Regions from separate parts of the Homo sapiens genome. Here region 2 is linked to region 1. A link is a loop called in an ENCODE intact Hi-C map of the cell type or tissue named here. Cell type or tissue: GM12878. All regions are shown on one strand. Links, peaks and the distances in the headings refer to the core of each region. The heading gives the core; the rest is flanking DNA.

Evidence for each region. Peaks named below come from ENCODE experiments on the same cell type or tissue, not always from the same donor. Only the 100,000 strongest peaks of a DNase experiment are listed, where the experiment ranks them.
Region 2: a loop joins it to region 1, with 1.9 times the contacts of the local background. A loop is called at or near these places in 2 of 110 quality-filtered maps.

Annotation. Positions count from the first base shown.
Region 1 is chr2:125,390,005-125,406,829 of GRCh38, forward strand. No RefSeq gene overlaps it. Among named protein-coding and RNA genes, the nearest start is that of LINC01889, 310 kb to the right of the region's middle. In GM12878, for the core only: no CTCF peak of the experiment used is centred there; DNase peaks (open chromatin) are centred at 8,017, 8,917 and 9,419; H3K4me3 peaks cover 447 bases; H3K27ac peaks cover 3,052 bases.
Region 2 is chr2:125,321,989-125,338,813 of GRCh38, forward strand. No RefSeq gene overlaps it. Among named protein-coding and RNA genes, the nearest start is that of LINC01889, 380 kb to the right of the region's middle. In GM12878, for the core only: no CTCF peak of the experiment used is centred there; a DNase peak (open chromatin) is centred at 8,393; H3K27ac peaks cover 610 bases.

The DNA of each region.
Region 1 (16,825 bases), core at 3,578-11,577:
ATGTTGGTTTGCTGCACCCATTAACTCATCATTTACATTAGGTATTTCTCCTAATGCTATCCCTCCTGCTGCCTCCCACCCCACAACAGGCCCTGGGGTGTGATGTTCCCCGCCCTGTGTCCAGGTGTTCTCATTGTTCAATTCCCACCTACGAGTGAGAATATGTGGCTTTGGTTTTCTGTCCTTGTGACAGTTTGATCAGAATGATGGTTTCCAGCTTCATCCATGTCCTTACGAAGGACATGAACTCATCCTTTTTTATGGTTGCATAGTATTCCATGGTGTATATGTGCCACATTTTCTTAATCCAGTCTATCATTGAGGGACATTTGGGTTGGTTCCAAGTCTTTGCTATTGTGAATAGTGCCACAATAAACATACATGTGCATGTGTCTTTATAGTAGCATGATTTATAATCCTTTGGGTATATAGCCAGTAATGGGATGGCTGGGTCAAATGGTATTTCTAGTTTTAGATCCTTGAGGAATTGCCACGCTGTCTTCCACAATAGTTGAACTAGTTTACACTCCCACCAACAGTGTAAAAGTGTTTCTATTTCTCCACATCCTTTCCAGCGTCTGTTGTTTCCTCACTTTTTAATGATCACCATTCTAACTGGTATGAGATGGTATCTCATTGTGGTTTTGATTTGCACGTCTCTGATGGCCAGTGATGATGAGCATTTTTTATGCGTCTGTTGCCTGCATAACTGTCTTCTTTTGAGAAGTGTCTGTTCATATCCTTCTCCCACTTGTTGATGGGGTTGTGTTTTTTTTTTTTTCTTGCAAATTTGTTTAAGTTCTTCGTATATTCTGGGTATTAGCTCTTTGTCAGATGGGTAGATTGCAAAATTTTTCTCCCATTCTGTAGGTTTCCTGTTCACTCTGATGGTAGTTTCTTTTGCTGTGAAGAAGTTCTTTAGTTTAATTAGATCCCATTTGTCTATTTTGGCTTTTGTTTCCATTGCTTTTGGTGTTTTAGACATGAAGTCCTTGCCCATGCCTATGTCCTGAATGGTATTGCCTAGGTTTTCTTCTAAGGTTTTCATGGTTTTAGGTCTAACATTTAAGTCTTTAATACATCTTGAATTAATTTTTGTATAAGGTGTAAGGAAGGGATCCAGTTTCAGCCTTCTACATATGGCTAGCCAGTTTTCCCAGCACCATTTATTAAATAGGGAATCCTTTCCCCATTTCTTGTTTTTGTCTGGTTTGCCAAAGATCAGATGGTTGTAGATATGTGGTGTTATTTCTGAGGCCTGTGTTCTGTTCCATTTGTCTATATATCTGTTTTGGTACAAGTATCATGCTGTTTTGGTTACCGTAGGCTTGTAGTGTAGTTTGAAGTCAGGTAGCATGATGCCTTCAGCTTTGTTCTTTTTGCTTAGGATTGTCTTGACAATGCAGGCTCTTTTTTGGTTCCATATGAACTTTAAAGTAGTTTTTTCCAATTCTGTGAAGAAATTCATTGGTAGCTTGATGGGGATGGCATTGAATCTATAAATTACCTTCGGCAGTAGGGCCATTTTCACAAGATTGATCCTTCCTATCCATAAGCATGGAATGTTCTTCCATTTGTTTGTGTCCTCTTTCATTTCATTGAGCAGTGGTTTGTAGTTCTTCTTGAAGAGGTCCTTCACATCCCTTGTAAGTTGTATTCCTAGGTATGTTATTCTCTTTGTAGCAATTGTGAATGGGAGTTCACTCATGATTTGTCTCTCTGATTGTCTGTTACTGGTGTATAGGAATGCTTGTGACTTTTGCACACTGATTTTGCATCCTGAGACTTTGCTGAAGTTGCTTATCAGCTTAAGGAGATTTTGGGCTGAGATGATGGGGTTTTCTAAATATACAATCATGTCATCTGTAAACAGGGACAATTTGACTACCCCTTTTCCTAACTGAACACCCTTTCTTTCTTTCTTTTGTGTGATTGCCCTGGCCAGAACTTCCAACACTATGTTGAATAGGAGTGGTGAGAGAGGGCATCATTATCTTGTGCCAGTTTTCAAAGGGAATGCTTCCAATTATTTTCTAAGAAAAAAATTGAAGCACGATATTCTCATTTCTTATTAAAAGCTTAGTGGAAACAATTGATTTTAAAAATTTCTTGAATATACCAATTTATTTAAAATAACCATTTGAAAATTATACACTATTATGACAGAAATGTTTAATATATTTAAAAACAAATGCTAATGAAGGAACTATATTTCAAAAGTATAAAATACTGATGAAGAGGTAGTTGGGGGAATTTATCTTTGAAAACATACAATTAACAAATAAACATATTAAAAAGTACGGAGTCTAGGTTTTATCCAACAATGTTAGAAGAGGAAACACAAATAAATTTCCAGAATAAAGTAACTTAGATAAATTAGTTCAACAGCATCAAAAGAAAGAATGATGTTTATTTTCTAGAAACTGATGAAAATGTGAAATAATACTAATATAAATAAACTTTTATTGATATCCATGAAGAAAAACAGTGAAAATATTTATAATTAGGAACTGAGAAACTTACAGAAAAATTAGAGACAAAATAAAACATTATACAAAAATTTAAATTTTTGTATATTTTTATGCAAAATGCAATTTTCTTCCTATGAAATAAATAATGAGCAATTATTAATAAAGATTGGAAACTTTTTTAAATGTAGGATATTAAAATTTGTCAATATTGATTACAATTAAAAATAAAACAATAGATTTATAACCACAGTTGCTGAAATATATTTATTGAAATGTTTTAACATTCATGACTTTTCAGAAAAATATTATAGAAAACTAGGAATCAAAAGAAGCTTCATAATCTCAATAACAAATGCTTACAAAAATATCAACAAATACACTTTATGTGATAGAACTTTAAAAGCGTTTCTTGGGAAGCTGGTAGCAAGGAAAAGATGTTACATTTCCTGTCTCTGGTTCTTGTTGTGCTGACAACACAAGTAAATCACTATGACACTCAGACACAGGCACACAGTGATTAGGATTGAAAATAAGCAAAATATTTATGGCAATATTTTGTTACTTTCTACACAGAAAGCTACAAACTATTAAAATAATAGTACTTGTTTAGTCTGAAATCAATCCAAAAACCTGTAGCATTTTATATGTAATCAACAACAGTTTTGAAAATTGAATAAACAGAAACATCTCATGGACCATGCAAACACATATGAAGGTTGGACAACCATATATTTTTATTCACCTGAGAGAGACCCACTGTATACTTCTTGTCATGTCACATCTGATCTGATATTCCAAAAGTTTATCAGCATAGGTAATAAATTCTTTTACCAATCTATCTATAGTTTACCTAGGAAGAAATTTAGCAAACGATTAACCAAGGTCATTATGGAATAAAACTGTTACACTTTTTTTTCCAAAGTCATAAAAAATGTTCTGAATATATATGCAATCTGCTGTAATAATGAAGTAACAAAATTATGAAGAACACCTTTCTTCTAAGTATTCTATACATTTAATGCAATTTCAATTCAACTCTCACCAGGATTTAATCAGAAAACTTGATATGTTTATCACAAAATTCAGGCTTTTTTTTTTTTTTTTTTTTTTTTTGAGATAGAGTCTTGCTCTGTCACCAAGGCTGGAGTGCAATGGCTCCATCTTGGCTCACTGCAACCTCTGCCTCCCAGGTTCAAGCGATTCTCCTGTCTTAGCCTCCCAAGTAGTTGGGACTACAGGCACCCACCACCACACCATGCCAATTTTTATATTTTTAGTAGAGACGGAGTTTCACCATGTTAGCCAGGCTGGCCTCAAACTCCTGACCTCAAGTGATCTGCCCTCTTCAGCCTCCCAAAGTGCTGGGATTACAGGCATGAGCCACCGCTCCTGGACAAGTACATGATTTTCAACATGGGCTGAGGAGAAGTTAGAAGACAAGATTAGCTCAGAGCCAGACTCTCAACATGTAAGAATTTGATGTATTACTGAAATGGCACTATAAAACAAATAGTTATTAAAAGTAAAAACTGGCCAGGTGCGGTGGCTCACGCCTGTAATCCCAGCACTTTGGGAGGCCGAGGAGGGCGGATCACGAGGTCAAGAGATTGAGACCATCCCGGCCAGCATGGGGAAACCCCGTCTCTACTAAAAATACAAAAATTAGCTGGGCTTGGTGGCGTATGCCTGTAGTCCCAGCTGCTCAGAAGGCTGAGGCAGGAGAATCGCTTGAACCCAGGAGGCGGAGATTGCAGTGAGCCGAGATCATGCCACTGCACTCCAGCCAGGCAACAAAGTGAGACTCTGTCTCAAAAAAAAAAAGTAAAAACTTCAAAATTTGCTTGGAAAAGTTGCTTATAAATATATAAAAATATGAAGTAAGACTTCTATCCCGCATTATAATGAACAATTATTCTAGGTAAATTAACTATCTACATAAGAAATAATGTTTAAACTTTGAAAAAAAGGTGGAGAATTAAATATTTATAGTGAGCATAGTGAAGTATTTCTTAAGCAAAAGACATGAAAAGCATACATCTGAAAGGAAAGGATTCAAGAACTTGAGCATATTAAACTTTAAAACTTCTTTGACATAAACTACTGCATAAGACACCTAAAGACACCAAAGAAAGAAAAAAGATGCTTGCAATGTATATGACAAAGATAAATTAGTATTAACTTTATATTTAAAATTATATCAATCAATAGAAAAAAGCAATACACAGAGACAAAAGATTATTTGTAATTTGTTCACAATGAGGGGGTCTAAATCATGATAACCAATAAAAAATTATCTACATCAGCAGTAGTAATGTAAATCAAAATCACAATGAGATATCACTTGACACTTTTCATACTGGCAAAATTAGAAATCTGACTTCACCATGTGTTGATAAAGTTTCAAAACAATGAAAACTCAACATAAATCACTTTTAGAATTTTAAATGTGTTTCTGACACTTTAATCATTTTCACAATATCTAACATGCTTGAGGGTGAACAATTCTACCCCTAGGAGAAATTCTGGTAGATGCACAAAAGAGATCCGTACAAAGAATCTTTATTCTAGGATTACTTTTAAGGGCAACAAATGTCTCCCTAGATCTTACTCAACTCCTATACATTTCTTAAGAAACAAACAAATCCGTTAGTTACACAATTTTTACAAATTGGTGAACATGTTATAACTCTCTTACTTCCTAGGGCATGATATTTCTCTTTTTGTCATCTAGCTCTCAAAATGGAAAACAAAAATCATCATGATTCTCTCCAAAAGAATTGCTCGTTATCACAGTAGTACCTAAATGTGTCCAGATTTAGAATCACCTGCAGCCTTTGGTAAAAGAGAATTGCCCTTCCATTATTACTATAGTAAGTGGTTCTTTGCTGGGACTTAAACAAGCAGCTCAGGTAATTTGTTTTGACTAATTCCTTTAATTGCTTTGCATCGTGTCTCCATGGACGGGCATCAAAGCCTAGAATGGGGACATTCTCTGAATGTCAGGTGGTTGTTTTTTTGGATCACAAGACACACTCCATCCTCATCTCGGAACTTCTCACAGAGTGGTAGTGATGATGACAAAGTCAAAGCCATCATAGAAAACACAATGAGGGAAGTGACAGCAATATGTTAGCACTTCATTCTTCGCTCTTAACTGAGAAAAAAGGAAATAACCCAAAATCAATTAACCTATTTATGCCGGAGTTTGCAATTTTTTTGAATTTTTGCATAAGTGAAAAATCAGACCTTAGCAATAATCTTGAGCAGCAGGATATAAATAACTCCCACATACTTAGCATTCCAATAATGGAACACTAGGCATAAGTGGGTTAATGGGGACAGGGAGAATGGTGCTGAAAAAGCAGGGCGGGAAAAACACCTAATGCTGAAAGAGAAGCTGAGAGGACAACTTCGTTAAGGATTTTTAAAGGGATAGTATTTTTTTTTCTTCAAAGGCAATTCAATTGCTTGTTTTTTTTTACATGCATGTCATAGCCCATTCCCTAGCCATCTCCACTTCCTCCTTTATAATATTTGTTGTTCTTCTGAAAGATAGGAGTGTTCATTATTTTTGCAAATTACGGTGGTTGCGTCTATTTCAAAAAATATGTTAATTGTGCCTGCAGTCAAGGATCTTCAAGCATAGTTAACTGGACAAGTTGTCAGTGAAAGAACTACAGGAAAACAACGTCCTTAATTCCATGGGGATGAGGACTCAGGTATCCACTGAAAATACGCATCCCAGAGCTAAGCATAATCTAAAGGGTCATGTCAGCAATGCCCACAATAACAAAAAAAGTGCTCTTTGAAATCAGTTAATTAATTAAGTATCCTATGAGACACAAAGAATGTTACTCTGTGCAAGGAACATATATTTTCTTAAAATTACTGGAGTTCTGTAGCAGAAATTGACTGAAGCACAAAAGAAAGATGATGAAATTTTAGCTCCATCTCTTCTCGACTCTTCAGTCTTCATTAGTTGAACTCCTCTTCCACAGTTTTCACATTACCAGAGGTTGCAAATTTTTTTGAATTCTCGTAAGTGAAAAATCAGACCTTGGCAATGACCTTGAGCCATAGGATACAATGTGTCACATTGTGCCCATCATGGAGTGATCATAAAAATTGAAGATAATGCATGCACCGTACTCAGTGCAATGCCAAGAAGGTGTTCTTAAAATACAAGCTACCATTATCATGATATGGAAACTATGCTAGTCCAGAAGTCAAAAGAACTGCATAATTTTCCTAACACTTTTGTATGCTCTTGGAACATGTCCAGTCCCTACACAGATCTTCTCTCATGGAAAATGAGAAGGATGGATTGGGTCTCTTCTTGCAAAAGCCAGAGTACCAAGCAACAGAGAAACCCTAGCTACAAAAGAATCACCCACGGGATTTTAGAAAACATGGCATGCTGGCAATTGGGCATTTATTTGCCTGTTCACCTTATGAGTGTCTTCTTGTGTTTAAGTAATTTCTGACCCTGACAAATGTCATTCAGTGCCTCCCAATCAATCATCTGTCTGGCTTTGTCTGGGCTAGGTCAGACTGGATATTCCTCAGATAGTGGAACACTCTGTCTCAGGGAAGGCTGACAAAAACACTACAGATCTATTGCTGCTACAGTAATTTCATTGCCAATGGCCAGTAATTGACCTAGGAAATGGCACATAAATCAGCTGTGGCAATGAGATGTGAGGTGAATGGATTCTGATACATATTTCCATCTCAGAACAAAATGGAAACTGTGAGGAAAGAACCCACTGACATCTTTTCTCCTTGCCTTGAAATTGATATTGGGTGGGAAGACGTTGCTTCAAGCATCACAGTTATATTGGGAGCAGGAGGTAGGTGACAAGCTGAAAGGGTAAGTGGAACAGAATGAATGAGAGACCATTGCTGCACTAAACCTGGATCCTACATTCAGGCTTATTATGTGAGGTAACTTGAGGTCTTTATATTTAAACCTAAATCCATTACAAAATTCTACTGTAAGACCCAACCTTTTTCTATAGCCTCAGAGGACAGATAACCACTTTTTATAAGCTTCTCTTGCTGTTAGGGCATGGGCACAGGATCTAGTCGTCTCAGCCACAAACTGGCTGCATCCACCTAATTCTTGAATCTTGAATTATTGGCACAAAGAAGCAGGCAAGAGAGAATTCATGAACTTTCCAGGCAGCTATGGCTACCATTTGCGGGCACTGGGGACTCAGGAGCAGCGGTTGGCTGTGAAGTGCATTCACTGTGGTCCTCTCTGCTCTGTGTCACTGCGAGCTTCTGAAGTTTGCTTCTTCAGCATTTCTCAAGATCTAAGAACTTCCCATTATCCTTTCAATATACTCCCTTTTGCTAAAGTTAGCCTGGGTTGGTTTCAACTGTTTGGAAATGACAGTCATGATTGATACATAAATATTCTTGGGCAAAGTTTATAGTGGTTTATGGTGGGACTCAGAAGTAGGCATTCTTAAAAGATTCCCAAGTGGTTCAGATTATCAGCTGAAACTGAAGCTCACTGAACAAAGTGACCTCTCAGGGACTTTTCAGTGTTGAAATTGTTTCAATTTCTGTTTCATGCTTTTCAGATACAGATGAGATGCTCATTTTCAAACCCCTGATGAGCAAAACCAGCCTTAGGTGAAACTCTCAGTTTAGCTAAGTTTCTTTTAAGAGGCAGCTTAGCTCCAGCTATTTCTCATGCCATTCTTAGCATCTTGTGATCAGAAGCTCACCTGCATTCAACTTTCTCACAGTGCACAAACACCCCCATTCTCTGATCCTTATGAAAAGCATTCTTTTGAAACGAAGAATCTAATAGCAATCATTCACTTTTTAGTCTGAATGCAAGCCATTTTTGTTTTCTTTTAAAAACATTAACATTTAGTTTTCTATTTCAACGTGGAAAAATGATGTTCCGTCTGGAGAAATGTGAACACCAGGAACATAAAATGAATGGCTTAATATGTGAAATGGAAATTTAATTCCAGATTCCAGGAAGTTGGACAGATGTTTACTTATCTTACCTAGGAATAAAGAAAGATGTTCTAAGATGGGGTATACAAGTGATTAAATTTGAAACTACTTTTAGGTATTTGATGGGATGCCTGATAAAATCAATAATGGGTTGTATTTTGGACCAAGATCAATGGGTAAATATGACAAGCACATTTATTTTCACTTAAAAAAAGCGGGAAAAAATAGCTTTTACTGAATATATCTGTATTTAACATGGGTAAATATAAAGCTCCAGAAAAGCTCATGTTTTATTAACCATAGTATCTCGATTTGGAAAGAGATAAAATGTTCTCCAGGTTACTGTCACTCTTCAGAAGCCTTTTGTGAAAGAAACTATTAACTAGTGAACCTGCCCCCTGCATAGACATTATGATAGACTTTGTTTCTTCATGTTCTCATAATAATTTTGTGAGGTGAGTAATACCTATACGTTGCTTAGATGAGAACCCCAAGGTTCAGAGAGTTTTGTTAGTTCATGATTACACAACATATAAATAGCAGCACAGCTGGAACTCAAACTCATGCCCTGAAAGCCAGTGTTTCCTACAACCCTTTACAGTCATATTTTAAGAGAAAAAAAATTCTAGGAAGCATTCCCAGGAGCAATGAGTTCCACGGAATTAGAAATTTATAAATGGAGGCCCCCTTGGCTTGATAAATTTAATAGTCTTTATCACTGCTGAAAAATTAAACCTGTTCCTTGAGGACCTGTGCTGTGTCTGGACACAGTGAAGAAACCTCGTTCCTCTAGGCAGAGCCTGGGAAGCCCCATGTGCCTCTGTGCGTGGATAGACTCTCCTCCTGGCCTGGGATGAATATGTAGAAAGCTGATGTTCCATGTGATATAAATGCCTTTAGGACCAGACTGCATCCTCTTCATTTGTTTCACAACGTTTATCAAGTGTCTGACATAGAAATGCTGCTCAGTAAATATTTGTGGAGTCCCTCACAGCCAAAGGCAGAGTTCTCAATAAAGTAAAAACTGCAAACGTTGTGTGGCAATGTCTTCTTGCCCTGTGTGTTTCCAGATCTGAAAGAACTGATGTCAGCACACGCCATTCATTCACAGCATTTGAATCTTGCTGCACCTTCTGATGCAGCTTTAGGAAATATATAGAATTTTTCAGAATGAATACTATGTAAAGTTGAAAAATCATCTCATTTTTTCTTTTACCCAAAGTAGTTGCTGACAATCCTTGCCAAGTTGAGAGATACTGAAACCCCAGATATTGATGTGAAACATTAGGAAATTATTCTACTAGGAATCCTTCTTGATGAACAATTAAATCTCATTCTTACTCTGAAATTATAGAAATAAGTTTAACAATTGCTCTAAGCTTCCTTTTTTAGAGTATCTTCTAGGGTAACAATTTAGTAGAAAAGTAACTGCATGTTGCTATTTGAGAAATTCTGCCATTGTGAATTATCAATATGTTCAGTGGAACATTGTTCATTGAAGACAATGAAGGCCATTTCATAAAGACAATAAAACAGCATTTATGAAGTGACTTCCCTTGGGAATTCAGTAGAGTGAATACAGGCTTTGCAAATCAGCAACACTTGGCTCACATCTTCTGCTGACACGTATAAGCTAGGTGGATCCTTCAGCAGGTGTGATTTTTCTGCATCCACAGAGTTACAATAATGATATTTCCCTCACCCATATGCTACATGGTTAAATGAGATTATGTGCATGTGTAATCGTGAGTATAATTTTAAGACATGCAATTTTTGACCAACACTACTTTCTCACATTGTGAAGTAAAATAATATCACTTTGTTGATGTTACTTTGTGGTTAGATAGAGATAAGATGACATAAGAGGTGCACCCTGTGCTGTGTGACCTTGGATGGGTCATATAATCTTTTAGAATCTCAGGTTTTCTGTCTATGAAGGACAAGAGTTACACATTTTCATGGTTGGTGTGTGTCATTAACCCAAAACCTAATACAAAGCAGGGTTGTAAGAAAGACCTGTTTTAACTGGCTGAGTGTAGTCAAATACAGTCATCCCTCAGCATTCACGGATAATTGGTTCCAGGACCCACACAGATACCAAAATCTATGAATGCTGCATTCTCTCATATAAAATGGCATTGTATTTGCATATAACCTATGCACTTTCTCCACACATAGATTGCTTATAATACCTAGTACAATGTGATGCCATGTAAATAGTAGTTATATTAAAGCAATAATGGCAAGGAAAAAAAGTCTGTCCATGTTCACTACAAATGCAAACATCCTCTTTAGTTTTATTTAGAATATGTTCCCTCTATGGTTGATTGAATCCATGGACGTAGAACCCATGGATATGGAAACCTGACTACATATCACTGGTGGCATTGAGAAGCTCCTTTAGAAAAGCATCAGGTCTTTCTGAGAAGGCAGGTATGGCCTAATGGAGCGGGTCCTCATCAGAAAGCCAGTTTTCCACAATGGTCATCTTGACTCTGTTCTTTGTTGGTGCCATGATTTTCTGCCTGCAAAGGCTACTGTCATTCTATTGGCTATAGCCAAGAATGTGGCATAGCTTACTGCAAATAGCAAAACTGGGCCATTGTCTCTGTTAGAGACTTAAAAAGCTGAGCTTTTTGATGGCTGTACCACTTCTTCAGTTATATTCTGTGGCAGCTCCTGCCAACACATGAAGATAATGAATTAAAAAAACTCTTCTTAATGGATAGTTCAATACCCATTTTATTAATTTATTGCAAAGGTCAATGAAGTGTAAGATACACTAAGTAGTAGCTGTTCTGTAATTCTCTGCTTCAAGACTGGGGAAGTAGGAAACTTGTCACACCTCCTAAGGCGATCATCTGCATGCCTTTCCATCCTATTTGTTTCACATTAGATATGAGTTACAACTCCTGATTACAATTAATTGTCCCAAAGGATTATCATAAAACTAATTTCTAGTTAAAGAATATCGAGGAACCATAAAAATGATCACATAGATACTGGTGTTTTATAAATGAACACACCTAATTTTTATAGTTTTAAAATAAGATACTTTTCAAAAAGGCCCTATAATAGTCAAGCACTTTAACCCAATGCAAACTCTCCCGTCCAGCATGGACAGATAATGCACTGTTTTGGTTCAGTTTTGTGTTTGTTTCTCTGTTTAATTATGCTAAGATCTAGCCATATTTCTAGCTATGCAAGAAAATCAAGAAGCATAGTAGTTATAAGCACAGGTTTGGGGATCAAAAAGATATATTCTAGAACCTTGATGTATCACCTAGAAATTCTGTGACCTTGAACAAGTTACTTATCCTTTGCAACCCCAGTTTACCTATCTATACAATCAGGACAACAGCGAGTATTGAAGACAGATTCTGTGTAATTCAAATAAAATAATATAATTAGTATTTCTAGCTTAGTTCCTGGAACATAATAACTGCCAAACCGGTTTAATTATTATTGTTATTATCATTATTCTTATTATAAACATCATCACTATTAAGAAAGAATTTACAGTGGAAGCAAAGTAAGAAGGAAGGCAAGTATGAAGCTAATCTAGCCAATCTCCAGGTAATCCAAACCCCTGAAGCAAACATTAGCACAAGGGAAAGAGTGTATTATTACAAGACCTACTACAGCTTTATGATTATTAGACCTCGATAAGCATGTGATAGACACAAATGGACAGCTTTCATTTGTCCAGGGAAATGTGACCTGTGAAATGCATCTGGCTGGAAGGTTTTGCTTTTCAGCTGTGCACTTATATTATGGGGCTGGTCCTTCTGGTGTTACTCTGCGTTATATGCAAGTAATCAAATTTTCCTTCCTGTTAAAGATGCTCTTATTTTGTTCTCTAAATTCTTTGATTCTTTTTGGTATAATAAACATCAGATATCAATAGGCAAATATTACTTAGATGAACTTTGCTGAATAATTGATTTCCTCAAAGCCCCAATACAATCGCTTATGAAAGGACTATATCTTAGAATGTTGACTTTCTCCCCAATCACTTTTGGGGATTCCTTGGAGCAGATCTGTAATGTCAGCCTTGCTTTTTAAGTGTTTTTAAGAGATGGACTCTCACTGTGTTGCGCAGGCTGGCTTTGGACTCATGTGCTGAAACAATCCTCCAGCCTCAGCCTTCCAAGTAGCTGGGACTACAGGTGCAAACTACTGTGCCTGGATGACATGAATAAACTCTGGAGTAGATTTTAAAAGGAGAAGGAAGGATAAATCCTCAATTAAAAGTGTATGAGGAACTTGGCTTGGCAGAATGCAATTACTGAATTTAGAAAAGGGCCAAGATATCAAGATTAACAGCAACATCTGAAATGTATACGCACACACGTGTGTCTTCGGACATGTATAATGATCACTTTCTTTCAGAACGCCAACACCCACTTTTAATCCTCAAGCCTCAAAGTGGAAAGAACTATGTGGAGTCAGCTCAATCCAGTTTTTCTGAAACAAAGCTGGCATGTGGTTGAAATGCTTCAGGGACAAGATACATTGTTCTGAAGGCTCATGGCACCAGATAGGGAAAAAAAAAAAAAAAAAAAAAAAACAAGAAAAAACCCTCCAATCTCAGAGATGAGGCACCTTCTGGAAACTCCTACTCTCAAGTGTCCAGAGAATGTTACTGACAATTTTTATTATTACAAATGTGTCCAGGCAAGATGGTATGTGATGTTCCCTTTGTGCTTCCCCTGCGCTAGGTTGGGTGGGGGAGGATGTTGAAGAAGAGTTTATCAGGCTCTGTGGGGCAATAGAGTGGATCCAGAGTGACCCCCCTTCTCCACTGTCACCTTGTCATGGAGGTCATGATGGTGAGATATTAAAGGTCACTTTGAGAAAAAATAAGAGGTCTTCATTATGAGGTATGTTGAAAGAGTTCTATAGTGGCCAGGCGCAGTGGCTCACGCCTGTAATCCCAACACTTTGGGAGGCCGAGGCAGGCGGATCACAAGGTCAGGAGAACGAGACTATCCTGGCTAACACGGTGAAACCACATCTCTACTAAAAATACAAAAAATTAGCTGGGCACAGTGGTGGGTGCCTGTAGTCCAAACAACTCGGGAGGCTGAGGCAGGAGAATGGCGTGAACCCGGGAGACGGAGCTGGCAGTGAGCCAAGATTGTGCCACTGCACTCCAGCCTGGGCAACAGAGCAAGACTCAGTCTCAAAAAAAAAAAAAATAATAATGAATTCTATAGTACCGAATCAAAGTTCCATAGAGACGTCAGGGTCCAGCTGAAAGTTATAATTAATCAGGAAGGTGATTAATAGATGCATTTCAGCTGGCAAATTGTAGCTGGGAGAATTACACTTGGCAAGCCACGATGTTATAATCTGCACAAGGCAATGAGTTGTGGCTGTATGATTTCAGGTGCCCTTACGTGTTACTGCAGAAGGAAAGAAAGCATCTCATCAGCTGCCAGCCAAAAAAAAATAAGGAAAAGAAAGTTTGTTTGGATTGCTAATATGTATCAATGCCAGTGGGGGAGTCATAATATTTTTTCCCAAATCTTTTATGATGGTGGCTGGTACAAGACTAGATTCCAGAAAACTAGCTATTAATAGAGGGGCCTCCACTGAGACGAGGGAAGACACAGGGGTCAGGGAAGTGGGAACTCCAGGTGCACTGCAAAACTCTCCAGGGAGGGTCAGGATGACAGCAAATCCAGAGTACCCAAGGCAGAGATCACTGCCCAAAAGACGTAGAGATGACAATCTTTCCTCTAGAGGCATGACAGTAGACAATTTGGGATCAAGTGGGAATGACAGAGTCTGGTCTTGAGGGTACTGGCCTCTGAGAGCTACTGTGACTGCTAATGATCTTTTTTCAGGATTGACAGGAATATAAATTGTAGACACTTCAACCTATCTGAATGTTAGATCCCAGGGATAAACTAAGGTAACTGTGTACCAGGCTCAATGAATAGGTACATTAATAGTAATTCTTTGCTAAGTACAGTAGTTATCCCTAATCTGAAAGGGATAACTCACGGCTCCCAGTGCATGTCTGAAACTGTGAATAAAACTAAACCCTATATGTGGGTCTACTATGTTTTTCTAATTTTGTATTTTTGGTTGATATGTTATAGTTGTACATATTTTGGGCATTTATGTGATATTCTGATACCTGTATACAATGTACAATGATCAAATAAGTGTAAACAGGCCATCCAGCACCTCAAACATTTATCTTTGTTTTGCGAGCATTACAATTCCTCTCTTCTAGCTATTTTGAAATATACAATAAATTATTTTAACTATAATCTATGTACTATAATATCAAATACTAGAACTTAGTCCTTTTACTGTATGTTTGTATACTTTACCCAACTTCCCATCATACCCTGCTCCCTGCTTTCCCTTCACAGACTATGGTAACCATCATTCAACTCTCCAGCTCCATTAGATCCTGTTTTTTTTTGCTCCCACCTGTGAGTGAGAACATGTGATGTTTATCTTTCTGTGCCTGGCTTATTTCAGTTAATATAATGACCTCCACCTCTATTCATGGTGCTGCAAATCGCAAGATTTCATTCTTATTGTTGCTGAATATTTCATTGTGTATATATACCACGTTTTCATTATCCATTCATTCGTTGATGGATGCTTACGTTGATTCCATATCTTGGGTATTGTGAATAGTCCTTCAATAAACATGGGGGTGCAGACATCTGTTTGATACTGAGTTCCATTCTTTTGGATATATATCCAGTAGTGGAATTGATGGATTATATGGTCGTTCTATTTGTAGCTTTTTGAGGAACCGCTATACTATTTTCCATAATGGCGACAGTACTTTACATTTCCATTAACATCGTAGGGGCATTCCCCTTTCTCTGCATCATCACAATCATTTATTTTTTGTCTGTTTTATAGTGCCTTTCTAACTTGGATGAGATGATATTTCATTGTGATTTTTATTTGTGTTTCCCTGATGATTAGCAATGTTGAGCATTGGCCATTTGTATGTCTTCTTTTGAGAAATGTTTATTCAGGTCTTTTGCAAATTTTTAATCAAGTTATTTGTTTTTTTTTCTGTTGAGTTGTTTGAGTCCCGTATACATTCTGCTTATTAATTCCTTATCACATGGATAATTTGAAAATATCTTCTTCCATTCTGTAGGTTGTCTCTTTACTTTATTAGTTGTTCCTTTGGGGAAAGGACAGTCTCTTTAAAAAATGGTGCTGGGGAAACTGGCTATCCATAAGCAGAAGAATGAAACTGGATCCCCATTTTACATTATATATAAAAATCAACTCAAAATAGATTAACATCTTAAGTGTAAGTCTAAAACTATCAAACTGCTAGAAAAAATAAAAACATTGAGGAAACCCTATAGAACATTGGTCTGGGAAAATATTATTTTCTGTAAGACCTCAAAAGCATAGGCAACAAAAGCAAAAATAGACAAATGGGATTACACTGAGCTAGAAAAGTTTCTGCACAGTACTAAATTTTTTCCATTTGATATTCAAGACAGCTATTAAGTGACTAATGGGGAAGGGATGTGTATACAGCATGGATGAACTGGCCAAAGGGATGACTCATGTCCCAGGCATGACAAAGCAAGAAGGCACGAGATTTCATCGTGCTACTCAGAATAAGGCAGAATTTAAAACTTATGAATGGCTTATTCCCATAATTTTCTATTTAATATTTTTGGACCACAGTTGACCATGAGTAAGTGAAATCATGAAAAGCAAAACCATGAATAAGGGGGGATTACTGTATTTCCTAACATTTCTTTTTCATATACTACATTATTTTTAAAATTTAAAATTCCAAGAAGAATAAAAAATGGCAAGGTAATTATCAAATAATGTTAACATCTTATTAGAAGCAAATGAAAATTTACTACAGAGCCTTCTGACAAAAGCACAGAAGGTAAGAGAAAAATTTAATCATCTCCAGCCCCAAAATTATTTCAAAGCCTTTATGTTTCATTCTCCTACAACAAACACATACTATGTACAAACTTTAATATGATTATCATCATGATTATTTAAGATAAAAGCTCAGGCATATAATAAAAAGACATTCAATTTCTAGACTCAACATTTGCTTAAACTGTAAATGGTTAAATATTGGTTAGAAAATGTTTTTCAGGATTTATTGCTATGAATATTCATTTTCTCCTCTGGATTTTCTCCTATGGCTTGGTACTCAGATTTATGCACTGTCTAGCTCACTCAAGTGGAGGGATTGATTTTATAATAGATTCATCTATACAAATTAGAATTAACCCTAACAGGAAATATCTTAGGTTATTCTCCTCAGCTCCATGTTATAAATATAGAGGCTAAGTTATATTAATATTTCAAGTTAGAACTAGATACCAGCTCCTAACAAAAAGTTA
Region 2 (16,825 bases), core at 4,429-12,428, 67 kb before region 1:
AAGGGAGAGAGAGCCCTGTCTTCTTGTCTATACTTGCCTGCAATGGAATTTCTGTCAGGATGAGCTGGATGGGGAAGCTGAGGAGATGAAGCATGCTGTGGTTCAAATCCTAGAGATTCTTTCAATTCTTACCAAAATTTAATTAATGTTAAAAAAATTATTTGTTCATTGTATGCATTTAGAACAATTTTCAGAGACTTTAAATGGTTGTTTAATTAAATTTTGACCAGCTTGGCTTGTTTGTCTGGGGAATGGGTCTTCAGAGCTCCACATGTAGTCATCCTGAAATATGAACTCAGCCATATGCTTTAAAATAATAAAGAATGAAATAAATTTTCATTACGGTATTCCCAGTTGGGATAAGGGGGTTGTATCCCCAATGGGAAAAATGAATGCAAGTCCTTTATGATGAAATACATTCAGTATTTAAGGTAAAAGATACTAAAGTACAGTGAATAATGTATCTAGGAACATTAATATTTAATCACTATAATAATTTCAAGAACATAAAAATGTATCAATGTGTCTAGAGAAAAGGGTGGATTTATAGAAGAATTCAAAATGGAGGCAGAGACCAGACCATGCATAAAAGTATAGACTTCATCCTGAAAGGGATTCATAGAAATCAATTTCTATCTCACAAAACAGCTAAACCTGCATCATTATATAATGTGTGAAATATCCCAATGTAAGTATACTAATGTAGATAGCCTCATTTCAATATCCAATGTATATCTTCAGTAATATTCAAGGATACAGAAATATGTCTTGTCTCCCAGCCCCTTGTTCCTGCTCACCAAAGGCAATAGGACAAATAGCATGCTAATTCTATCAGAGTCTGTTCAGTTGAATTATCTTGATATATATTCTCAAAATATGTTCCAGTTCTAAGTGAGTCCTGTGGTGAGGAGTCAAATCTGACACTTTTCAAAGCTGACTTCCTTGGTTACACAAATACATGAGTAAGTCATTTGAAATGGGACAGTGTTTGCATGTTAAAGTACTAAAATTGTAAATAATAATGTGCTATTAGTAAAAGAGGAGAAAAAGACATGTAGGATGGTGTGGACAAAGATATCTTTACACAAAAGGTGACAAGCAAGACAGAGCTTAAATCACAAAAATAAATAAATAAATACATAAATAAATAATTACATGGAAAGAGAAATACTTTTTAGACAAAGGGGATATTATGGAGAAATATTTTGCAAGTGGAATTAAGTACGCACCAAAAGAAGATATCTATAAAAATCACTAAAAGTGTTCAACAGCAGACTTGATCAAGCAGAAGATCTAACCAATGAACTTAAAGTCAGTTCATGTACAACTTTCCATTCAGAGAAGCAAAAAGAAAAAAAAAAGAAAAAGAATAAAGAAAGCCTATGGAGCAAAAAGAAAAAAAAAAGAAAAAGAATAAAGAAAGCCTATGGGACTTAAGGGGCACTGACAATTTTATCAATATATATATGATCAGAGTCCTAAAAAGAGGAGAAAGAGAAAAAAAGACAGATTTAAGAAAAAATCATAGCTTAAAAATTATCAAATCTGGAGAAGGAAATGAACATCCAAATTCCAAATCACAAACTTCCTGAATAAGATAAATCAAAAGAAGTGCAAACCAAGATTCATTACAATTAAATCATCAAAAGTCAAAGAAAACTAACTTTAAAAGAAGCAAGTAGAAAGTGAGCTGTCACATTTAAGGGAAATTCCATCAGAATATTAGTGGATTTCCCAACAGAAGCCTTGCAGACCAGAAGGTGGTTGGATGATATATTCAAAATTTTGACAGGAAAACAAATGCAAGAAATGCTAAAGAAACTAATTTAACTTGAGATGAAAACACATGAGACAGCAATAAGAAAGCATATGAAATCATAAACCTTACTGTCAAAGGTTAATATGTAGATGAATACAGAATAATCTAATACTCTAATGGTGGTGTTTAAATCACTTTTAATTCTGATAAAGAATTTAAAAAATGAAAGTATAAAAATAACCATCTAAAATATGTTAATGGATAGGCAATATAAAAACACATAATTTGGCTGGGCACAGTGGCTCATGCCTGTAATCCCAGCATTTTGGGAGGCCGAGGCAGGTGGATCACCTGAGGTCGGGAGTTCGAGACCAGCCTGAGCAACATGGAGAAACCCCATCTGTACTAAAAATACAAAATTAGCCAGCTTGGTGGCGCCTGCCTGTAATCCCAGCTACTCAGGAGGCTGAAGCAGGAGAATTGCTTCAGCCAGGAGGTGGAGGTTGCAGTGAGCCGAGATGGTGCCATTGCACTCCAGCCTGGGCAGCAAGAGTGAAACCCTGTCTCAAAAACAAACAAACAAACAAACAAAAACATAATTTGTGACATCAGTAACTACCAAGAGTGTGTGGAGAAGTAGAAGTTTAGAGTTTCTGTATGTGATTAAAGTTGTTATCATCTTAGAATGGATTGTTTTGAGTATAGCATGTTTTATGAAAGCCCAGTGGTAACCACAATGACAATGTCTATAGTAAATTCATCACAGAAAATGAGAAATGATTCAAAGGATGTCCCTGTCAAAAAATCAATGAACCACCAAAGAAGACAGCAAGAGAGGAATAGAGAGACAAAAGAGCTATAAGGCAGAGATAAAACAAATAACACAATAAAAATAGTTAGTCCTTCCCTATCAATAATTAGGAAGAATCTGATCTGAATAACATTACACTGTACAATGCCTGTCATGGAGTTCAGCAAACCACAGTTTTCTGGACTGCCATGCCTAACTTTTCCTATTTTACATGTGCTAAGGAAAGAAACTGAATCCCACTCATTTTTATATTTGCAAGACTGGCAGGATGTCTAGTCTCAAAAAATTTTTCATCAATAAAAAATAGAAGCTCCAGTTTATGAAAATTACTGCTCTCAGATAAGAACTAATTGTGGCCATAGTTGTGAAAGGAAAGGAAACTAATTCAGCAAATTCATTTGCTCTGCTAAATTATCTGCTGAACTCTTTATGAATGTTATATTATTTACTTCTTATAACAAATATATGAGGTATATATCAAAGTATTTTTCTAAAGAATACTCAGAAAATTTATGGTAATTGGTCAATTTCACCTACAATTTGTTTTTTGTACTTACATATGTTAATCATATACTAGAATATTTAATGACTATTACTACCAAAACTCTTTCCAAATCATATTGGAAAAATGATTTGAAATAAATGCCTTATTCACAGTGATGTCTCCTCTCTTATTTTTCCTCTTTCATATTATTGAGTTCATTCAGTCAACTCTTGATAATTTTTCTCTAAAGATTTCACAGATGTAACCCCATGTCTTTTATTTTGCTATTTCTAAACTGATTCAGGCTCTGTCATATTTCTCCTGCACATCTTAGATAATGCCTTTGCCTGACCTCCTTATGTGCAGCCTCATTTCCTCATTCCTCCTCTACATTTTTCCCAGAATGTCTTTTGTAAAATACAAATCTAATGCAAATCATCCATGAAACCTCTAAATGGCTTTCATCCTTTAGGTATAAGTACTGTTATCCTAAGGGAACATTTTTTTTTTCTAGATTAAACTGTGAACTCTTTGAAGGAAGGAAGAAACTTCTTTTTAAATGGTGGAGGTAGTAGTGATTATATGTGGGATCTCGAAGTAGATAAAATAGATTTGTGGCAGACTGCAACTCCTCAACTTCACACTAGTTAGGTGATCTTGAACAAGTGTCTAAACTTCTATGCTCCTCCCTTTCTCCCAGTATAGAGACAATACTGGAACCTATCTAATGAGATTTTTGTACTAATTAATACAATTCACATATGACCATAGCAGAGTGTCTGACAAATAAGAATTACATAGATATTAGCTATCATACTGTAAACTTGGACATTAGGATAATAGTTTATGATACAATTGTGATTCATCGCTTTGGAATACAATAAGTATTTGATGAACAATAAATAGAGATAATAGTTTTCAAAGTCGAAAAATGTGATAATAAGGTTTACTTCTTCAGGATACTTGAGTACACAATCATATTATTGTTTCTTGATCATAGAAAAGTCGTCTTCATTTACCTCTCTTTTCCAGTTATTTCACGGGCACCTTTATGGGAATAAGTACAAGTAGCTCAGAATTAAGACAGTAAGATATTGATTCTTGGGCCTTGAATTACTGCTTACTATGCAAGATCCTTATTCATAAAATGCATGATTTATTAAGATTTTTTTCTTAAACGATTAAATATTTCTAATTTGTTCACTAAACTTAAGACCAACAAAATCTTGATTTTCTCCATGAAAAAGAAGAAATAATAAAAACAAAAATAAAAATGTTAACAATTAAATAATATCTCCTGGCCTAGATAGTGAAAATACATCACAGTAGGAGAGGACCACATAAATCATTAGGATTGCATGCTGACTTCTATTAAGTCTCAAAAATATGATAATTACTAGGCACTTAAAAAATCATGCTATTCTCATTGCATGATTATTTTTTTCCTGTTCCATAACTATTATCTCTCTGTTTTTTGGCAAGTAAATCAAACCTTTGAGGTTTGACTTTGTAATCATCCTCTCTAGAACTGTTTTGTTCCTGTCCTGAAAATGGTACCTTTTAAAAATGATGCCTCCCACCTACTGAAGATAAAATGCAGCTAAACTCTCTGACCTTTGAAAATGTGGGTGTAATAACCAGATCGAAGGACAGAAATCAAACAGGAGATGGATGAAATAAGCTCTCTCTCTCTCTCTCTCTCTTTTTTTTTTTTTTTATGACAAGCGTTGATCTTTTTTCTGTAGCTGCCGATTCCCAGAAAAGTTTTTCTTAATTTCCAAGGTCATTAAGCAGCAGAATAGAGACAAAGTCAAACTTACTCTGTCTGCCATTTTGGGTGAAGATTTTCCAGGAGTATGGCAGCTCACTTCATACCAGTTACTTTGGGAGAACCTCTCTCTTCTCTCTAGGAAGGGAGAATGTTAAGCTTAATTAATTCTGTTTTGTTTCTTTCAAGGAGGTTTTCATTTTTAGGCTTACATTTTAGGAGGTGGTTTACATTTAAGAGCTCCAGGATTTAATCAATCTTTTTAGATACCAGGTCTTTATTGAAGAAAAGAAAGAGGGGGCATGCAGTGGGCAGAAGAGCCAGATTAATGAGCATGTAGAGATTAATCTGTGCCTCCTACTCCATCCAGTTGATTTTATGGCTGTGGATGTCACTTTTGCAAAGCATTTCTAGCTCTCTTGCGTAAACAGAAATATGTGTAGGATATTCTTGAGAGGTTCACAATTGTTCTTATAAAGAAGGAGATTATAAATGATTCAGTGCCATACCCAAATCGTCTCCTCAGGGGACAATCCATTTTGGGGCAGTACCTGGTAGCCTGACTCAGGGTAAGAGAGTTGTGCAGATCCAGGTCTCTTGCATATACTAGAAGAAGGGTGTGCTGTGTTGTACTAGGGTCAAAATACAGAAGAGATGCTAATGGGAAAAGGGAAATTGATAGGAGCTTTACAAGGTTGGACATGAAGCAAGATGGATGTTGGAGACCTGGAAAAGATGAAATACAAGGCTTCATAAGCATGAAGCCTTATGACTGTCTGTGTAGGTGAAGTAGCCAGATAAATACAAACTGTAATTTTATTGATGTGAAGTTATTCTATACTTACCTAAAAATATCTCTTCACCTCTGTAAACAGCATTTTCTGAGAGGTACCTGTGATTCCCCATAGGCCCATAATTTAAAATGCAAATGTCCTAACTTATCCAATTCTTGTTCTGTCTTACTCATTATAAGCTCAAAACATAGAGAAACTATTGTTTGAAGAAAAAAACACACAAGGTTTGGAGTAAAAAATGGGTCTATCAAGTGCACTAGCTAATTGACATTGGGAAAATTAATTTACCTCTATCAATATGTATAACATAGAGATCATACTGTCTTCTGTATGATAATATATAAAAAGCTACTATAGGATTTGGTAGTACACAAGTGATGTTTGAAAGGTTAGGTGAACCTTTGAAGGAAAACAGCAATAATTGTGTGGCCTAAGGCATTAACTGGGTGAACAAGAGTAGGTGTATTATAGCAGACAAAAGCAAGAGAAATTGGAATGGCCAGAGAGAGACCAGGGTTGTGCCAGGAGTGAGTGCAGAAGCTGGTTTCACAAAGAATACATCGCAACTTCCAAAGTCATGTACACTCTGCCACATTTATTTCATTTTGATTTTGGACCACATATGTCTCACACAGTGATCGTGAATAACTGAGTTATGGTTAACATGGACCCCAGTCTTTGACATTATGGTGAGTAATTTCCCATGTAACAGTTTCATAGTCTGACTTGAAAAAAATTGGAATCCAATTTCTGTGTCTGCACTTGCATTCAGGATGTCCATTAAGAGTTAAGTTATATATTGTTTTGGAGATTTGGTAATAAATTAGAAGATAAGAGTAAGGTACAATTGTAAAAAAGAAAATAGTGAGTGTTATTAATAAAATAATTTCATTCTCTCGTTCACTCGCCCATATATCTTCCAAACACTAAATAACAAAGGCCATAGATTTACCTTATCTGATGAAACAGTTCAATGAAATTTCAGCTATGATTATACTATACTAAATTATTTAAGACTGGGAGATTTTGTGACATGACACTAACTTAATATTAGACGGAGAAGAAATAAAGTACAACCGTTCTCTTTCTTAATGAGTTTATTTATAATAAATCTTAGAAGCTTCATTTCAGTTTATCTCTTAATTAAGAAGAAACAAACATATTTTTCTAAGTTATATTATTTAAATTGTTCAGTATCTTCCAAAGACATCGAACATTTCAAGGTATCTGAACTAAGAATGTTTAGATACAGATACTAATCATTCAAGACTCAAGAAAGTATGTGTAGTATTCAGCAGTCCTGTTTTGATATTGGGGCCTAGAAAATAGGCTTCAATTTGCTGAAGAGTTAGTGATGATAAAGAAACATTGTGCCTAATTAATACTGTAAAAAGTATTTTTAAATATAAAATATGCATAGAACAGAAAATAAGTGGAGGAAGAAGTGTCTGTGTTAGTGTTGGAAGATAAGATATAAATAGAACTTTGTCACACAGGGAATGAGGGAAGAAAGGGAAACTTCAGCCAGTGTGGAGATGGGTTGGGGGAGACAGCACAGAGTGTGGCAACAGCCTGGATGAATTCTTGTGAATAAATGAGTGGATTGTTTATGCACTCTCTTTACTTGATAATTTTACTAATACTTTTCAAAAGTCTATGTAAGACATTTATAAATAGTCTGTTAAATTATGCACTGTGTAACTACATCATCAAATAATAAGAAAATAAATTCAAATTATCAGATATTTAAGAGTTGAATACAAAAGCAGCTGCTATAATTGGTATTATATACACAATTATTACAATCACAAGTCATTGACAAAGATTCATGAAATAAGAGTGCACAAGGCTAAGGTCTAATTATCCATTTAAAAGATGAACATGCTGACTGCAGATCCTTCTTGAAGGTAAATTCTGCTGGGCTCATTCTGTGGAGAGACAGATAAGAGAAAGAGAAAAATTAACAGTAATATCTATTCAGGTAGTCATAAGGTAAATTGCTTCCAGAAAAACATTCACATTGGTCTGGACTCCATTTTTATAAACAGATAGAAATTGGTATGCCTCACAAACCTACAGAATGACATAACTCTAAGTGCATTAATCTTTGTATATCTTCAGTGTTTGTAGATGTTGTATTCCGTCTGTTTAGTTAGAAGTCATATCTGTCCATCCCTTTTGCATCACAGAGGGTTTTCCAATCTTTTGTGCACTTTGATAATCTCATTTCAGTATCTTATTATTTATTATAAAAGATGGTTCTTTTGGATACTATTTTGATTTCCATTTAAAATTTTAAAACTTTTACAGTGTTATGGTTTCTGCTATAGACACACAGAACTATATATGGGCCAATTCTATCATTTATATAATTTCTGGAAGTCCACATGGTAGGGAAGAACAAAAAGATTTGAGAAAGTCAATATATGATTTTTAGGTGTCTTTGTAGGCAGAAGCTCTGAAAAGGAAAATTTCTTTATTTGCTCCTACTATATCCCACCTTTGCCCTTCACTATGTCAATACATTTTTGGATGAGGATATTGCCAAGTATTTTTTATATATCATAATAAAATTACTTTAAAAATGCCAAATAAAATATCTCCTGTGAAACCTTGATGCAATAAATAGTTCATTTTATTTTTAAGTAGTTTCTGTAACTATTTGTAGATAGAAAGAAACAATACTCTTTTATCTTTAGTAACCAAGAAGGTGAACAGCTGCACTGGAACTAGCTTCAGTTTCACTCAGCCCTGACCTAGTGCTCTAGGACATTTCAGTGATGTATGAAGGTCAGAGATTAATTACTGGTGGAAAATCAGACATCAAAATTTACTGCACAAGACTGAGAAATTACCAGAAATAGCTTCTCATGGACCTTCAATTATATACATTAAACACTATTATTTTAACTCATTAAGTATAATCCTACTTACAATTTGGAACCATGTTGATGGAGTTTTTTTTTTTCCTAATACCTAAATACTAAGGAGTTCTGTTATACTTTTTAGGCAGTAATGCCCATGTCCTCAGTTGTGAGTGGTAAGACATCCTGTGTGAGACATTGAATAAGACCACAGTCATTCAAAAATCATAATTCATTATCAAAATATTCACCTATAAACTCATTCACCCAACACTAGACTCAAATATTTTTAGAGTAAATTTTATAAGTCTTTAATTCCTATCTTAGTAAGATAATTATTCCAGAGACCTGGGTGGAAAGAAGTAAAATTCCAAATTAATTTTATGAAAGAGTATAATTTTACACGAGAATTATACAACACAAAAAAACTAAAATTATAGGTTAGTTATGTTTGCCAAGTTGTAAGAATTGGTAAACTATATCCTGAGTAATGTCACAGTAACCTGTACAAGACAAAATCTTATGCTGATGACAATTACAAGCCTAGCGCAAAATGGAACAGCGTGAACATGTTGGAGAGTAATCACAAGCAGGTGAGAATGAGAGGGTGTTCACCCTTGAAAGTCAGGAACTATACTGGTTAAGATCTATATTTCTTTTTCTCCTGAGATCATGCTTCAGTTTAATATCAGTGACTAAAGCTTCCAATTTCAGAAGTTAGAAAAAGAAAGCATATTAAGCCCCTCAAAAGGTAAATGAATAAAATAAAATTAAAAACTGAAATCAATGTAATAAATAAACAAGAAAACTTAGATGACAACAATAGCAAAGATTGTTCATTAGGTAAAAATAAATAAACCCCTGATAAGATTGACGAAACCCCTAGACTGAAAAAGGTGTGTGGGCGTGTGTGCGTGTGTGCGTGTGTGTGTGTGTGTGTGTGAGAGAGAGAGAGAGAGAGAGAAAGCAAATTGCTAATAGCAGGAATGAAAAGACAAGCAACATTACAAATGCTAAACACAGTAAAAGCAATACGGGATTATTATTAACAACTCAATAGCAATACAATTCACAACCAAGCAAAACAGAAAAATTTGTTCAAAAGTACTTACAAAAACAAACAAGAAAATAATTTAAAGCTCTCTGTCAATAAACTTAACTGGTGATTAAAACTTCCCTCATAGAAAACTCCACACCCAGATGGCTCACTGGTTAATTCTGCCAAAAATTGACAGAATTCACTGCTTAATTCTGTCAAACACAATAATACCAACATTTACAACAATTGTTAAGCATATGTAAAAAGAAAACAATCTTATTTGTTTTAGTCTAAATAACACTGATACCAAAACTTGGGGAAAATTGCAAGAAATAAATATGAGTAAAAAAATCTTCAACAAACTCTAATCAAACTAATTTCAGCTATATACAGAAAGAATCAATACATCATGGCCAAGTAATACCTGTCTCAGGAACACCTGATGATTATGAATTCCAAAATCAAACAAACTAGTTCATCACATTAAGAGATTAAAGAAGAACAATGATATACCCATTTCAATAGATACACAAAATATATCTGATTCATATAACATACACTTCTTATTCTTATAAAATATTAACAAAAAGGAAATAGAAGCAAATGTTCTCAATTAAATAAAAAGAAAAAAACCGTGAAAAACTTAGAGCTAACATAATACTTAATGGTAAAAGATTGAATGATTTCAGTATATGACCAAGGACAAGGCAACTTTGTCCTCTCACAACATCTTTTCAAATATGTACTGGAGTATTTGTCATTCCATTAAGATAAGAAAAAGAAATCAATAATGTAAATGTTGGAAATGAAGATATAAAACAATTAGTATTTAAGGGCAACATGTTTTGGTACGTAAAACAATCATAAAAGGAGGTGGAGTAAGAAAGCAAAATGGAACTCAGCAGTGATGATTTTCCCTTCCCTCAGGAACACCAAATTAAACAAGTCTCCACACAAGAATGTATCTTCTTAAGAACCAAAAATCAAGTGAATGATTATAGTACCTGGTTTTAACATTAAAGCAAGAAAAGAGGCACCGAAGAGGGTAGGAAACATAGTCTTAAATTGCCTTGCCAGTAGCCACGTGGCGCAAGGAGAGAATCTGTGCTCTTGAGGGAAGGAGAACACGGTGGTTGTAGAACCTTTCATTGGAACTCAATGCTGCCTGAAAACAACACAGGGCAGAATTCAGCTGGTGCCCATGGAGGAAGCATTTAGACAAGGCCTGGCCAGAGGGGAATGGTTCACCCCAGCAGTAGGAACCTGAGTTCTGGCTAGCCCCACTACCACAGGCTAAAGTGCTCTGGTGTTCTAAATAAACTAGAAAGGCAATCTAGTCCATGAGGACTGCAATATCTGGTCAAGACCTGGTATTGTGCTGGGCTCAGAATCAGTGGACTTGAGGTACATACAGTCTAGTGAGACACCAGCTGTGCCAGCCAAGGGGGCACTTGTGTCACACCTACCCCAACCCCAGGGTGTACAGCTCACAGCTCCAGAAGAGATTTCCTCCTTCTGGTTGGGGAGAGGGGCGAGTAAAGAAGACTTTGCTTTGCAACTTGGATAATACTCAGGTATAGTACATGAGGGTATCAGTACAATGGGTACCAGGCAGAGTCCCACTGCACCCATTCCAGGGTCCACGTCCTGGATGACATTTCTAGACACATCCTGGACCAGAAGGGAAACCACTGACTTGAAGGGAAGGCTTCATTCTGAGAAATATCAATCACTTGTTGACTAAAGAGCTGTTGGGCCTTGAATAAAATTCAGCAGTAGCCAGGCATTACTTGCTGAGGACTTTGGATGAGACCCAGTTCTGTGCTTGTTCCAGGTGTGACCAAGCACATTCATATATATAATGACCATAGAAAGAGACTCCTTCTGCTTAAGAAAAGGGGAGTGGAGAGTAAATGGGACTTAGTCTTGCAACTTGGGTGCTAGTTCAGTTCTAGTGGGGTAAATGACCAAATGGGCTCCTGGGGTAATGAATTTCAGCCCTTGACTACTGGATGGCATTTCTGGACCTGCCCTGGGCCAGAATGGAGCCCACTGCCCTGAAAAGAGAGTCCCAGGCCAGGCAACATTCACCACAAGCTGATTGAAGAGCCCCTGGTCCCTGGGCCTTGAATGAACATCAGTAATAGTCAGGCAGTAGTACCCACTGTGGGCTTGGGATGGTGTTGGTCGTGATTAGAATCTCCATTTCTTGAGGAAAGGAGAGAGAAGAGTGGGAAGGATGTTGTCTTGTGTGTACAAGATCAGCCACAGGGTAATAAAATACCAAGTAGATTCCTAAGTTTGCTGACTCCAATCCCTGGCTCCCAGATGGCATTGCTGGAACAACCCCAAGTCAAGAGACAGCTTACCACCCTGAAAAGGAAGACAGAGCCCTGGGTGGATTCACCCCCTGCTGAATGAAGAACCTTTAAGCTTTAAGTGAACATCGGCAGTAGCCTGGCTGTGATCATCATGGGCTTGGGTGAGACCTAGTGTTGAGCTGGCTTCAGGTCTGACCCAGTGCAATCCCATTGGTGGTGGCTACAGTGGGGTTTGTGTCACTCCTCCCCCAGCCTCAAGGCAACTCACTATGGAGAAACTGTCATTCTAGGGAAAGGAAAGAGAACAGGAGTCACTGTCTGGTAATCCAGATAAATCTTCCGGATCTTACCTAAGACCACCAAGGCGGTATCTCTACAAGTTTGCAAGAACCACAATGTTACTGGCCTTGGGTTGCCCCTGGCACAGATATGGCTGCAGTGACCAAAGACTTACATCACAACACCCGATTCCTCTTTAAATTCTTGGGAAGCCTTCACAAGAAAGATGGTTATAAAAAAGAGAACACTGTGAAGGCTATAATATACCTAACTCCTCAATGCCCAGACATTGACAAACATCCAGAAGCATTAAGGCCATCCAGGAAAACATGACCTCATCTAACAGACTAAATAAGGCACCAGTGAATAATGAAAAAGTGACAAAGATATGTGAGCTTTCAGAGAAATAATTCAAAATAGCTGTCCTGAGGAAACTTGGTGAAATTCAAGATAACACAGAGAAGAAATTCAGAATCATATCAGATAAGCCTAATAAAGAGATTAAAATAATTTTTAAAACTCAAGCAGACATTTTGGAACTAAAAAAATTCAATTGGGATGAGAGTCTCACAATAGCAGAATTAGCTAAGCATAAGAAAGTATTGGTGAGCTTGAAGACAGGCTATTTGAAAATATATGGTCAGAGAAAACAAAGCAGAAAAGAATGAAAAGGAATTAAATATGCCTATGAGATCTAGGAAATATCCTCAATGGGGCAAATCTGAGTTATTGTTCTCAAAGAGGAGGTAGAGAGAAAGACTGGGGTACTAAATATATGCAAAGGGATAATATCAGAGAACTCCAGATCCAGAGAAATATATCAGTATTCGGCCGGGTGCAGTGGCTCACGCCTGTAATCCTAGAACTTTGGGAGGCTGAGGCGGGCAGATCATGAGGTCAGGAGATCGAGACCATCCTGGCCAACATGGTGAAACCCCGTCTCTACTACCCCTGTAGTCCCAACTACTCGGGAGGCTGAAGCGGGAGAATGGCATGAACCCGGGAGGCAGAGCTTGCAGTGAGCCGAGATCGCACCACTGCACTCTGGCCTGGGCGACAGAGCGAGACTCTGTCAAAAAAAAAAAAAAAAAAAAAAAAAAAAAAGAGAAATATATCAGTATTCAAGTACCGGAAGATTATAGATCATCAAGAAGATTTAATGCAAATAAGCCTACTTCAAGATATTTAATAATCAAACTCCAGAAGGTCAAGGATAAAGAAAAGATCCTAAAAGCTTAGAAAATAAATAAATAGCATACAAAGGTGTTCCAATATGTCTGGCAGCAGATTTCTTACTGTATATCCTACTGGTAAGGAGAGAGTTCTGTACTATATTTAAAGTGCTGAAAGAAAAAAAAAAACTTTAATCTTAGAATAGTATATACATCAAAATAACCTTCAAACATGAAGGAGAAATATAAACTTTTCCAGATAAACAAAAATTGAGGGATTTTATCAGTACCAGGTCTATCCTACAACAAATGCTAAAGGGAGTTCATCAAACTGAAAGAAAAGAATGTTAACAAGCAACAAGAAATAATCTAAGGTTAAAAAAAAAACTCACTGGTAATTCTAAATACACAGATAGACGGAAAATATTATAACATCGTAATTGTGGTATATAACCTCCTCATATCTTAAGTAGAAAGATTAAAACATGAACCTTTAAAAATAATAAAAACAACAACTCTTCAAGACATAGGCAGTAATAATAATATATATATATAAACAACAACAAAAAGTTAAAAAGCAAAGGGAGAAAGTAAAAGTGTAGAGTTTTTATTAGTGGTCTCTTTGCTTGTTCATTAGTTTTTTAAAATTTATGCAATCAGTGATAAGTTGTTATCACTTGAAAATAATGGGATAAGATGTTATTTGCAAGCCCCATGGTAACCTCAAATCAAAAAACCTACAACAGATATACAAAAAATTAAAAATAAGAAATTAAAACATACCGCTATAGAAAATCGCCTTCAAAAAGAAGACAAGAAGGAACAAAGAAATAACAAACTACGAAACAACCAAAAAAACAAATAACAAAATGGCAGGAACAAGTTCTTACTCATCAATAATAACATGGAATGTAAAAGGACTAAACTCTCCAATCGAAAGACATAGAGTGGCTGATTGGATTTTGAAATAAAGAGCCCGGTGATCTGTTGTTTATAAGAAACTCACTTTACCTATAAAGACAGATGTAGACTGAAAATAAAGGGATGAAAAAAAGATGTTCCATGTGAATAGACACCAAAAGAGATCAAGAATACATAACACCTATAGCAAACAAAATAGGTTTCAAGATAAAAAAGAGATAAAGATATTATATAATGATAAAGAGGTCAATTCAGCAGGAGGATATATTTACCCAACAGTGAAGCACCCAGATATATAAAGCAAATATTATTAGAGCTAAAGAGAGAGATAAACTTGAACGCAATAATAGCAGGAGGCTTCAAGACCCGATTTTCAGCACTGGAGAGATAATTCAGACAGAAAATTAACATAGAAAATTTGAACTTAATCCACACTATACGCCAAGTGAATATAATAGATATTTGCAGAACATGTCATCCAAAGGCTGCACAATAGGCATTCTTTTCCTCAGCACATGAATAATTCTCAAGGATAGACCATATTTTAGGCCACAAAACAATCTTAAAACATTCAAAACATTTTTGAAATAATAGCAAGTATCTTCTCCAACCACAATAAAATAAAATTAGACATTGACATCAAGAAGAACTTTGGAAGCTATACAAATAGATGGAAATTAAACAATATACTCTTAAATGACCAGTGAGACAATAAAGAAGTCAAAAAGGAAAATAAAGAATTTATTGTAATAAATAAAAATGAGAACACTATATACCAAAATCTATGCAATACAGAAAAGGCAGTAATAAGAGGAAAGTTTATAGTAATAAGAACCTATAACAAAAAAGTTGAAAAACTTCAAATAAACAATTTAATAATATATTTAAAAGAACTAGGAAAGCAACAGTAAACAAAACTCAAAATTAGTAGAAGAAATAATAAAAATTAGAGCAGATAAAAATAAAATTGAAATAAAAAATACAAAAGATCAATCTAATGAAAAGTTGTGTTTTTTAAAAAAAGATAAACAAAATTGAGAAATCTTTATTCACACTATGAAAAAACAAGAGAAGACCCAAATAAATAAAATTGGAGAGAAAACAGAAACATCAAACTGATAATGCAGAAATTCAAATGATCATTAGACAATACTGTGAACAGCTATATGCCGATAAGTTGTAAAATTTAGAAGAAATGAATGAATTCCTAGACACAGCCTATGAAGATTAAACCAAGAAGAAACCCAAAACATGAATTGACCAATAAAAAGTAATGAGAATGAAGCCATAATAAAGTCTCCCAGCAAAGAAAAGCCCAGGACCAGATGTCTTCACTGCTGAATTATACAAATATTTAAAACTAATACCAATCTTACTCAAACTATTTCAAAAAGTAGAGGAGGAAGGAATACTTCAAAACTAATTCTGAGGCCAGATTTACCTTCGCACAAAAAACAGTCAAAGATGCATCAAAAAAGAAAACTACAGGCCAATTAAACTGAATTTAACAACAAATTAAAAAGATAATTTAGCGTGACCAAGTGGGATTTCAAGGATGGTTCAACATACACAAATTAATCAATGTGATATACATTTTAACAGAATTAAGGACAAAAACCATATGATCATTTCAATTAATGCTGAAGATGTATTTGATAAAATTAAACATTTCTTCTTGATGTACAACATTAACAAAATGGGTACAGACAGAATATACCTCAACACAGTAAAAGCCATATACCACAGACCCATAGCTACTATCTTACAGAACAGGAAATATTTAAAGCCTTTCCTCTTAGATTTGGAATACCAGAAGGGTGCCCATTTTCACCACTGTTATTTAACATAGCACTGAAAGTTCTAGCTACAGGAGTCAGACAAGAGAAAGAGAAAAAGACATCCTAACTGGATTGGAAGAAGTCAAAATTATGCTTGTTTGCAGGCAATATAATTTTATATTTGGAAAAACTTAAAGATACTATTAAAACACTATTAGAACTGATAAACAAATTCAGTAAAGTTGCAGATTCAAAATCAACATACAAAAATCAGTAACACGTCTACATGACAACAGTATACAATCTGAAAAACAAATCAATAATGTAATCCCACTTACTATAGCTACAAATAAATACAATACCTAGAAACACACTGAATGAAAGAAGTGAAAAATCTCTACAATCAGAACTATAAAACATTGATGCAAAAATTGAGGAGGACACAAAAAAATGGAAAGATATCCTGTGTTCTTGAAGTAATGCAATTCCTATGAAAATACCAATGACATTATTCACAGAAATAGAAACATTTTTAAATTTATATGGAACCACAAAAGACCCAAAATAGCCAAAACTATCCTGAGCAGAAAGAACAAAACTGAAGGAATAACATTACCTTACTTCAAATTGTACTACAGAATTATAGTAACCAAAACGGCATGTTAATTGAATAAAAACAGTTATCTAGACCAATAGAACAGAATAGAGAACCCAGAAAAATATTCAGACACCTACAGCGAACTCATCCTTGACAACGATGTAACAAACATACACTGGGTAAAAGTCTATCCAATAAATGGTGCTGAGAAAACTGGATATTTATATGCAGAAGTCT